Linked DNA regions of Homo sapiens: regions 2 and 3 are each linked to region 1. The links are chromatin contacts, found by Hi-C or POLR2A ChIA-PET in ENCODE. All regions are on one chromosome and are shown on one strand. The core of a region is the stretch at or near the end of the contact, and the rest is flanking DNA. Distances in the headings are between cores, read along the strand shown.

The links. A loop is a pair of places that touch in the nucleus more often than their neighbours do. ChIA-PET counts read pairs that join two places held with the same protein, here RNA polymerase II (POLR2A). Pooled maps may share reads with other maps.
Region 2: a pooled map shows a loop between it and region 1 (2.5-fold over the local background). The contact joins two enhancer-like sites. A Hi-C loop is called at or near these places in 3 of 168 maps with a recorded cell type or tissue (CD14-positive monocyte and OCI-LY7), 6 of 37 single-sample maps with no recorded cell type and 8 of 50 pooled maps. POLR2A ChIA-PET finds 5 or more read pairs at or near these places in 6 of 52 experiments (B cell, CD4-positive, alpha-beta T cell, Panc1 and 3 more).
Region 3: a map with no recorded cell type shows a loop between it and region 1 (6-fold over the local background). The contact joins two enhancer-like sites. A Hi-C loop is called at or near these places in 11 of 168 maps with a recorded cell type or tissue (B cell, CD14-positive monocyte, CD4-positive, alpha-beta T cell and 5 more), 33 of 37 single-sample maps with no recorded cell type and 18 of 50 pooled maps. POLR2A ChIA-PET finds 5 or more read pairs at or near these places in 17 of 52 experiments (CD4-positive, alpha-beta T cell, CD4-positive, alpha-beta memory T cell, CD8-positive, alpha-beta T cell and 12 more).

The regions. Positions count from the first base shown.
Region 1 is chr15:31,254,247-31,257,443 of GRCh38, reverse strand. No RefSeq gene overlaps it. Among named protein-coding and RNA genes, the nearest start is that of LINC03034, 25 kb to the right of the region's middle. RefSeq lists an enhancer at 951-1,523. Within about 2 kb of position 1,608, at least 8 of the 41 ENCODE cell types and tissues checked have a DNase peak (open chromatin) inside an H3K27ac peak, as active enhancers do; they include B cell, CD14-positive monocyte, GM12878 and 1 more, where a contact is called at or near this core.
Region 2 is chr15:31,457,658-31,460,854 of GRCh38, reverse strand. No RefSeq gene overlaps it. Among named protein-coding and RNA genes, the nearest start is that of KLF13, 130 kb to the right of the region's middle. Within about 2 kb of position 1,599, at least 4 of the 41 ENCODE cell types and tissues checked have a DNase peak (open chromatin) inside an H3K27ac peak, as active enhancers do; they include B cell and OCI-LY7, where a contact is called at or near this core.
Region 3 is chr15:31,434,130-31,437,326 of GRCh38, reverse strand. It overlaps a transcript of KLF13 not described here. Among named protein-coding and RNA genes, the nearest start is that of KLF13, 110 kb to the right of the region's middle. RefSeq lists an enhancer at 1,960-2,479. Within about 2 kb of position 1,351, at least 34 of the 41 ENCODE cell types and tissues checked have a DNase peak (open chromatin) inside an H3K27ac peak, as active enhancers do; they include B cell, CD14-positive monocyte, GM12878 and 1 more, where a contact is called at or near this core.

The DNA.
Region 1 (3,197 bases), core at 359-2,858:
ATATTATGCAGAGAACCGATTACAAAGGTGTTGGAAGGATAAAGGAGTAGAAGGGAGGAGCAGGCCAGGGAACAAGAGGAAGAAGGGGAGGTACCCACAGATAAGAATCACTAGTACCCTTTGTCTTGGTCCATTCTGGCTGCTATAACAAAATATCATAAACTGAGTGGTCTATGAACAATAGGAATTTATTTCTCATAGTTTTAGAGGCTAGGAAGCCCAAAATCAAGGTACCAGCAGAATCAGTGTCTGGTGAGGGCTTCCTGGTTCACAGTCGGTGACTTCTTGCTGCGTGCTTACATAGTAGAAGGGACAAGGGGTCTCTCTTGGGCCTCTTGCATAAGGGCACTCATCCCCTTCATGAGGGCTTCACTCTCAGGGCCTAATCACCCCCAGCAAAGGCTTCACCTCCCAACACCATCACCACAGGAGTTAGGATTTCAATATATGAAACTGGGAGGGACACAAACACTCAACCCATTGCACCACTGGGCTAGAGCCCAGAGTCAGCACCTGCTGCTGCCCTGGTAGAGAAGCAGGGGCTGTGGGAGGAGCTGGCACTGCTGTTCTGTATCGAGGAGGATGCATCTTCTTTGCCAGAGCTGTGACTGCTGATAAAGGTGCCGCCTGTGCTCAGGCTTCTGGGGTCCCTAATCATCCAGCTCCTGCTGCTACAACTGCCATGCTGTGATACGGACATTCCTCTCTTCCTCCTGCCTTTGGAGCTCCTGCCACACCTCCTATGTTAGGTGCTACCACAGGGCCTAACCAGAAGCCAGTGGGTGAGGTGCCTGGCACATGCAGAAACCCCGGAGCCCCAGAGCAGAGCACAGACGGCGGGTGTGGGCAGCGACCCTGGCAGCCACCAGCACAGCCCCAACCAGGCTCCAGCCCCACTTGCCTGCTCTTGGCTCCTTGAAGCCCCGGGCTCCCCAGGGCAGCTGGCACGCCCTCCACACTTCTCCCCTGGGCTGAGTGCAGCTCACACTCTGGGTGTGGCACATAGGCCATTTCTGGAAGAGGCTTTCCTAAGCCCACAGGGGCTGCACTGTCTCCTGCTGCTGTTTTCTGCACATCTTCCTCACTAGAGGTGAGTTTCCTGAGGGCAGACAACAAACCTCACTTAGGCCCAGGCCATAAACACGGTGTATGTTTAGTGAATTTGTGAATTAAGAATGAAGGAATGTGGCTCACGCCTGTAATTCCAGCACTTTGGGAGGCTGAGGCGGGCAGATCACTTGAGGTCAGGAGTTCAAGACCAGCTTGGTCAACATGGTGAAACCCTGTCTGTATTTACAACACAAAAAATTAGCTGGGCTTGGTGGCAGGTGCCTGTAATCCCAGTTACTCAGGAGGCTGAGTGGGGAGAATCACTTGAACCCAGGAGGTGGAGGTTGCAGAGAGCATAGATTGCGCCACTGCACTCCAGCCTGGGTGGCAGCGTGAAAACTCACAGGCCTGCCGTTGGGAAAATTATAGAGTAGGTTGGGGGATTTTCTCTCTGGAGATCCCCTTTCCACACTCTCAATTTCTCTATTGCTTCAAGTTCCCGTCCTGACATCTGGCCACACCACACCGCCCTCCCTCAGGTCCTTCCTTCTGGCCCTGCACCTGGTGTCCAAGGGTGTGTAACTGGAACTATGTTGTCAATGGCCCAGACCCGAGCTTTGTGGCATAAAACACACAACTAGCTATTTATAGTCAGGGCTATTTATACAGAGTTTATGAAAAAATAGTTATGTGGTAGAACAAACTTGGAAAATTCAGGTTTAAGCAGATTAAACATGATCCTCTACTACAGAATTTCTCAGCTCCTGAAGACATTAAGGTGTCACTCCATAAAGGGGGCTCATTAGCTCAGTTCCCCAAACTTATGGAACCACAAACTCCTTCTTTTTAGGAACACCTAAGCAGAGTGTAGTAATTGATTAGTTATAACTTTAAATATATGTAATTGATCTATCTTTAAAGAGGTAACACATGCCCATAGAACAACACTCAATAGACAAAGTCAGGTACACAGAATAAAAAATGTGTCTTCCTTCCCGGCCAGCCACCCAGTCCCCCGCCCCAGAGGCAACCGCTGTCAGTAGCAGCATGCGTTTCTTCTCAGAAATGAGGCACAGCTTGTCACCCAAGATGGAGGCTTCCAGGAGGGCTGTGGATGCTTCTGGCTGCCCCTGCTCCTGGCTGCCCCTGCTCCTGGCTGCCCCTGCTCCTCCCATAGATGAGCCTGCTATGGTGGCCGCCACTGTTCTGCTCTGTCTAGCCTTGGGCCCACATTTATCCCTTTTTGTCCACTTTTTCAGAACCTGGAGGTGCTGCTGTTGCTCCTCACAGGTGGCTCCTGTGCCCCAGGCAACAAGCCAGAGGCACCAGTACCCTGGGCATGGCTCCCTTTCATTTACGACTCACTGTAGTTACTTTAGAGCCTTGGAGTGTTCTCTGGGATGAAAAAGATCAGGAATAGCTCTAGGCTGTGGCCTGGAGGAGCCTTGGGATCTCTTCATCCTTTGGAAGAAGGTGAGTTTCTTGGAAAATATTCCAGAAACGGCTCGAGCAGTTGTACCATGCTATTGTGCAAAAGAACGTCCAAAAACATCCTCACTTCTTCATGGCATGGACTTTCTCTGGAGTGGAGTGGGAGTGGTGCCAAGCACATGATGACAGAAGATCATAAAAACGGGAAATGGAATGGGTTTATTAGCTATTTGCTGCCGTGTAACCAGTTACTCCCAAGCCTTGCAGCTGAAATAACAAACTTTTATTATCTCATGAAGTTTCTGAGGGTCAGGAATTTGGGAGTTACTCAGCTCTGCAGTTCAGTCTCAGCATTGCATCGAGTTGCAGTCCAGACACACTGGCCAGGGCTGCAGGCATCTGAAGGCTTGACTGGGGCTGGAGGTCTGCTTCCAGCATTACCCAGGTGGCTGTTGACTAGAGGTCTCCATGGGCCATTGAGCATGCTCAAGACATGGTAGCTGGCTTCCTCCAGAGCAAGAGAGACAAGAGAGGGCAAGCAAGGAGGAAGCCACAGTGCCTTTCAGGACCTGGTCTCCAGAGTCACACTCAGTCACTTCTACCATGTTCTTTTTTTTTAAGTTGTTTTATTGAACTTTATTGTTTATAAATAAAATATCATAACACAGTTTGTGTAGTGTCACTGACACCAACTTCATAGTGAATTTTCTGCCTGA
Region 2 (3,197 bases), core at 350-2,849, 200 kb before region 1:
AAAGTCTAGAGGTGACTGCTGATGCTGGAAGAGTGACAAAGAAACATGAAGATCTTTTGTAGGGTTAAGGGGACAAAAAGCAGAATTCAGGGCCCACCAAGAATAGAAACACTAGTTGGGGCCAGGCTCAGTGACTCACGCCTGTAATTCCAGCACTTTGGGAGGCCAACACAGGCAGATAACTTGAGGTCAAGAGTTCGAGACCAGCCCGGCCAATATGGTGAAACCCCATCCCTACTAAAAATATAAAAATTAGCCAGGCATGGTGGTGGGTGCCTGTAGTCCCAGCTGTTCAGGAGACAGGAGAATCACTTGAACCCGGGAGGCGGAGGTTGCACTGAGCCAAGATCGCACCACTGCACTCCAGCCTGGGCGACAGAGCATGACTCCATCTTTAAGAAAAAAAAAAAAAAAAAGAGGCTGGGTGTGGTGGCTCATGCCTGTAATCCCAGCACTTTGGGAGCCTGAGGCGGGTGGATCACAAGGTCAGGAGATGGAGACCATCCTGGCTAACACGGTGAAACCCCGTCTCTATTAAAATACAAAAAAAAATTAGCTGAGCGTGGTGGCGGGCGCCTGTAGTCCCAGCTGGTGGCGGGCGCCTGTAGTCCCAGCTACTCAGGAGACTGAGGCAGGAGAATGGCGTGAATACGGGAGGCGGAGCTTGCAGTGAGCCAAGATCGCGCCACTGCACTCCAGTCTGGGCGACAGAGCAAGACTCCGTCTCAACAAAAAAAAAAAAAAGAAAGACTAGTTGGGGTGGGTGTCACCCTTTGCATGGGGATACCAAAAGATTGCCTTCTCTGAGAAAACAAGAAAATTAACCCTCATGAGGGCTACAGCCTGGCTTCAGTCATCAGTGTGGCTCAGGAGACCTCAATTTCTGAGCTGGATTAAAGAGAATGTTTATGCTATGAACCTGCCAGAAGCAAGTCTCTGTAAAAATAACAATAATAATAATAACAATAATATCATTATCCTATGCTTCAAAGTATTTTTATAAAGTTTTGCATACTTAATATCCAACTCAAAATGAAAGAGAACCAAGAATTCAAGAAGACAAATCAACACAAACGAAAACTAGTAGAAACAATAGGCAATAGAAATTGACCCATACAAGCCCCAAGTAGTGAGGATATCACATGGAGATTTTTAACTAGCTATGCTTACTACTTTCAAAAAGATAAAACACATAATTAAAAATTCTGCTGAAACTGAAACTGTTTTTTTTAAATGAAATAGCATAAATGAAAGAAGCCAGACCCAAAACGCTATATATCATATGATTCCATTCATATGACATTCTGCAAAAGATGAAACTATAAGGATGGAAAACACATCAGGGGTTATGAGATTCAGAGGATCAGGAGATGGCTATTATAAAGGGGATGCACAGGACAATTTTTAGGGTAATGGAGCTACTCTGTCTGCTACTGGAGTGCTAGCTACAAGTATCTCTGTGTTTGTCAAAACCCATAGAACTGTACACATTACAAAGAGTTCATTTTTAGTGCATGCAAATTACAAAACCTCAACCAGTAGGTTGGGGAATCCCAGGATGGAACACAGACTGTGACAAGACACTCACTGAATTACAAACATGACCTCCGTGAGGGGGTGGGAGGAGGAGCTGGCCTAAGTAAGTTGGGAAAGCGGTGTTCTTACTGGAAACACCTGCAGACAAAGGGAGCGATGCTCTACTCAGCACATGCATGTCAAGTGAGAGCAGGCTAATGATTCCGAAGCTTCCACACAGGTACACTGGGCTTGAACAAACAAGTGAAGGCATGCTGGGTGGTTAGAGCCAGTGTCTCAGTGTGGCGAGTGTGGAAGGGGGGTTATGGATCAACAGTGGGGGCGGGAATGAGTCCTGTAGGGCTGGCCTTGAGTCTGAGATATCAGTGTGAATCCAGGCTTAGTTCAGTGGACAAAGAGGGACAGAGAGAAATCACTAAAGGCACAGGATATGATATGGTTTGGATGTGATCCCAATGTGATCCCCAATGTTGGCAGATCTCCCATGAATGGCTTGGTGACTCCTCACAGTAATAAGTGACTTCGTGCTGTCAGTCCACACGAGAGGTGGTTGTTGAAAAGAGCCTGACACCCCTCCCCTCTCTCTTGCTCCCTCTGTGGCATGTGACGCACCAGCTCCCACTTTTCCTTCCACCATGACTGAAAGCTTCTTGACATCCTCACCAGAAACAGATGCTGGCTCCATGCTTCTTGCACAGCCTGCAGAACCATGAGCCAAATGAACTTTTTTCTTTATAAATTATCCAGCCTCAGGTATTCTTTTATGGCAATGCAAATAGACTAACATGATATACAAATGGGTGAGTACACATACATATGTGTCCTAGCTCTGTCCACTAAGAGAGGCTAGAGCAACAACTCTCCAGTGGCCAGGAGAACACCCAGCGCCCAGGTCTTGGGCTCTATACCATTTTCCAATCAAAGGAAACAGGATCCCTGGAGAAAGGAGAAATCCAGGAAAGAAAGGCAGAGGCTGCAGCATATCTCTGCTTCCCTTCAGCCTGAGTTGGGGGAGACCCCCAGGGTTGCCCCAGGTCTAGCTGGAGCTCATTTTGTCATATGCTTCAACTCAGGTCCATCCCTTCAAAGTCAGTGACACCACTCATCTGTGCTGCCATCAGAGGGACTTTGACAAAATGGGACTAGACCTGCCCTGAGGCCCCTAACCTAGAAAATCTCCGCACTCCCTTCACCCCAGCCTGCAGGGTCCTAAAGCCGGCTAGGCCTGCTCTGCATGGTTCACCAGGCCACCTCGTGGGACGCAGCTTTGCATGAAGAGGCCATTGGTTTTCTTCCTCCGCAGTTGCACCTGGAATCTCTGCCCACAAAAGCTAAGGGGGAGAAAATGGCCAGTCCAGGTGTCGCACAGCTGCAGGCAGAGATCCTGGCGGACCCCTTCTGTAACCAGAAGGCACCCTGTGGGGGGCTCCCTTTTGTCTTGGGGCACCTCCACCTCTACTTACAGCTGCCTGTGCCCCTGCGGCAGGCAGGGCAGGTTGGGAAAAATAGGTCCCAGCTGAGTCACACTCTTAGCTCCAGCCCAGACGGCTTCTTGGGCCAAGGCTGCTTCGGGCTGTGCTGTGCAGTACAAGAGTCTGGGTTTGTCTGGAATCCACAGTAAATAAAAAGGACATTCCCAAATGGCTCATGAAAATAACTTG
Region 3 (3,197 bases), core at 102-2,601, 180 kb before region 1:
TGGGGGAGCTGTAAGTGGCTGCGAGGGGAACCAGAGCAAACCCCAACATAAGGCATGGCAGAGAAGAGGCACCCTGCTGCTCCTCCACATTCCCAGTCACCTGTGAGGGCCTCCAGTGACCAGCATTCCAAGATCCTCTCCCCAGCCAGCAGCCACTACTGGCAGTGACTATGTGGAAGCTCCCAGTGCCCTTGGTGGGTATGAAACTGCTGGGGTCCATCTCTAACCTGGCCCAGTCTTTGCAGGGAAGGATGATAAATGGCCACTTGTCGCGCCCGTGCCCACACTTCATGAAAGTGTCCAGGGGATGGTCAGTCCACCTCAGATCGCCCTGGCAGTCAGGGCTGGCATTCCACACGTCTGGGGGGCAGCCTGAACTTTGAACACCCCACCCTCAGGGGTTACCTAGCTGACCCTGCAGCAGGGATCTAAGCCTGTGAGGATGGCAGCGAGTCCCTGAAGCCTGGTGACCTGAGCTCCGGAGCTCCGAGAGGATGGCTGGCTAGATATTTAGTTCTCTCTCCTATCTGTGGTAATGACTAGCAAAAGGGGGCTGGTCGGGTTCTTTCCAGGAAGGTAACATTGTCACACAGCATAGAGTAAAGGGACCCCACAACCTGCTGGGCAGTGCAGTAGCCCCAGGCCACACCTCTGTGAATGGAGCTTCCTGGTCTGGGACCCCAACTGGGGCGAGCGAGGGGTGAAGTGAGCAGTGCACAGCACATGGCATTCCCACATCCTGCACCCTCCCACCCACCCTTGCCTCACTCATGCCGGGCCCTGGGGGTGGGATGAACTGAGAGCCAGAAGTCCCACGTGAATGCAAAGCACTTCCACCCTGCTCACCTCCTACCACACCAAGTGCTGTGGTAAACACGCTCTCCCAGAGATGGGCCGAGCCACGGGCTGGGCATGGATTCTCACCATCATCTGCATTTAGAGGATACCAGGACACAGAGGGGCTGAGGGGCCCGGCTGCCACATGCACTCACATCCTCGGAGGCGTCACCCTGAGTTCCTCCTACTGGGACCCCAGAAACAAGTCATCCCCTAAGAAACCCCAGAGTCCCAGAGTGGTGCCTAGCTGCCTGGCCCTGTTCAGCTCTCACAGGTCCTGCCTACGATGGTGGAGGTGCTCCCTCCTTCCCTCCCTCCCTCCCTCCCTCCCTTTTTCCCCCGCCCTCCTTTCCTTCCTTATGGGCCAAGTGCATGTGCCTGCTCCACTGGGTGGAGCAGAGTGATCAGGACCCAAATTAAGGGACTCCTGGGGCCCTGCAGACATGACTCCTCCCGGCTCAGTGTTTGCCAAACTTAGACTATGATCCACTAAGGTTTGGACATAAGCTCAGTGGGCGGCGATTCCTAGAAAATAGGAGTGTATCACACGTAGGGTGAGTGTTTCATGAAAATGGCATAAGTTATACACATACATGAATAAATGTACATACATCTGTACATGCATGAATACAGCAACTATGAATGTATACTTTAATTTTCTGTAGAGATGGGGGATGAGTGTAGGGTGAATGTGTCTCGCATAAGGGTGAGTGTTTTTGTGAAATTGGTGCCAGTTTTAGATATCTGTACACGCCTGTGCATACACATGCATGTGGGGGTGCCGTGGAGATTGCATCATCTCCTGTGGGTCACAGCCAAAGACGTCTGAGCAACTCTCTTTTATTCTGTTTACTTCAAGAGAAAGAAAAAGTAACAAGCCAAAAGCCCCTGGGCTTCTCAGGAAACAGGCTGAGGGACACTTTCAGCACAGGATCGGAAGGTCTGGGGGTGGAGACACATCCTTTGCCCGCCACAGACACTGGAGGGCGTGTCGACATTGCCTGCAGATGTCCAGGAAAGAGCTTGGACCCTAGGGGGCGGAAAACCGTGGGTCTGTGACCTTGACAAGCTCTCCAGCCTCCCGGATCACCTTCCTTGTCTTCCTTGTCTTCTTTGTCACCTGTAAAAGATCGAGAGCCTCTTGAGGCCGTTTTGAGATTAAACACACCACCTGCGAAGGGTCCTAAGCATGACCCTAGCGAGACCCTTCTCCTAGTCATTCTCACAACCAAAGGTTTTCAGCTTGAAGAGAAAGCCCGAGCTGTCCCCAGTGTCCCTTACTGTGACAAAGGCCCCTCGGAACAGCCCCGCCCCCACAGCCTACAACACATTGAAAGGACAAAACATAGACAAAACTTAAAAGAAGTAAAAACACACACGTTGCACCCGCCCCGTCCCTTAGCGTGCATAAGATATACACAGGAAGGAAGTGGCCAGGGTGATTCAAGGAGGCTGAGCTGCGACGGCTCAAGGAAAGGAATATTTCTGACAAGTCCGCCTTGACTGTGGTTTTGAACATGATTTCAGCCCTAGTTTTGGCCAGTCCCCCGGCCCCCGCCAGCACTTGTGTCTGCAGTCTAGACACAGCAGCAAAGGGGGACACCCATGCAGGAAGGCGCCCAGTGGGCTGCCCCATGGCCTTGGGGTTGGAACCAGGGCAGGATGAGCAAAAGCTGCTGCGCGCCGGCATTGACGGGGGGCTGTGGCTGGGGCAGGGAGGCGTGGGCTGCTGCCCAATCCACAGGGCTGAGGATGAAGGGGAGCTCCAAGAAGCCTGCTTCCCAGTATTTTCCCAGCTACTGACTCACAAACAAACCTGTTTTTGATTTCTGCTCTTAACCCGCTTCAGGCCCTAGCAGGTCCAGCCCCGTGGAACCAGGGAGCTCCAGACACGTCATTCTCAAACTCAAAAGTCCCTTCCACGCCCCTGAGATAGCAAAGACCCAGTTCCAAGCCTCTCCCACCTCCATCCACAGCCTCTCCTGCTTTCCAAGCCTTTCCACACCCCAACTCTGGCTCAACTGGGGGCAAGCACCTGATTCGAACCTCCCTTGGGGGGTACTGTTGGTTCCCGGCCCTTCTTCCCAGTCCTCTATAAAAGGCCTGCCCATCCCCAGAGCCAGCTCAATGCCACCTCCTCTGTGCACCTTCCTGGCTCTCCAACTGGCAAGTCTCTCTCCTGCTGCCACTGATCCTGCATTTTACTGTGTGGGCAGCTGTATGTCCAGCTGTGTGCAGCTGTGTGAACCTGAGCAAGTCACTTACCTCTCTGAGCCTCATTTCCCCATCCGTAGAATGGGGATATTGAGAGTTGTCTGCTGAGATGAAGTAACGGACGCGAAGCAACGAGCCTGGCACAC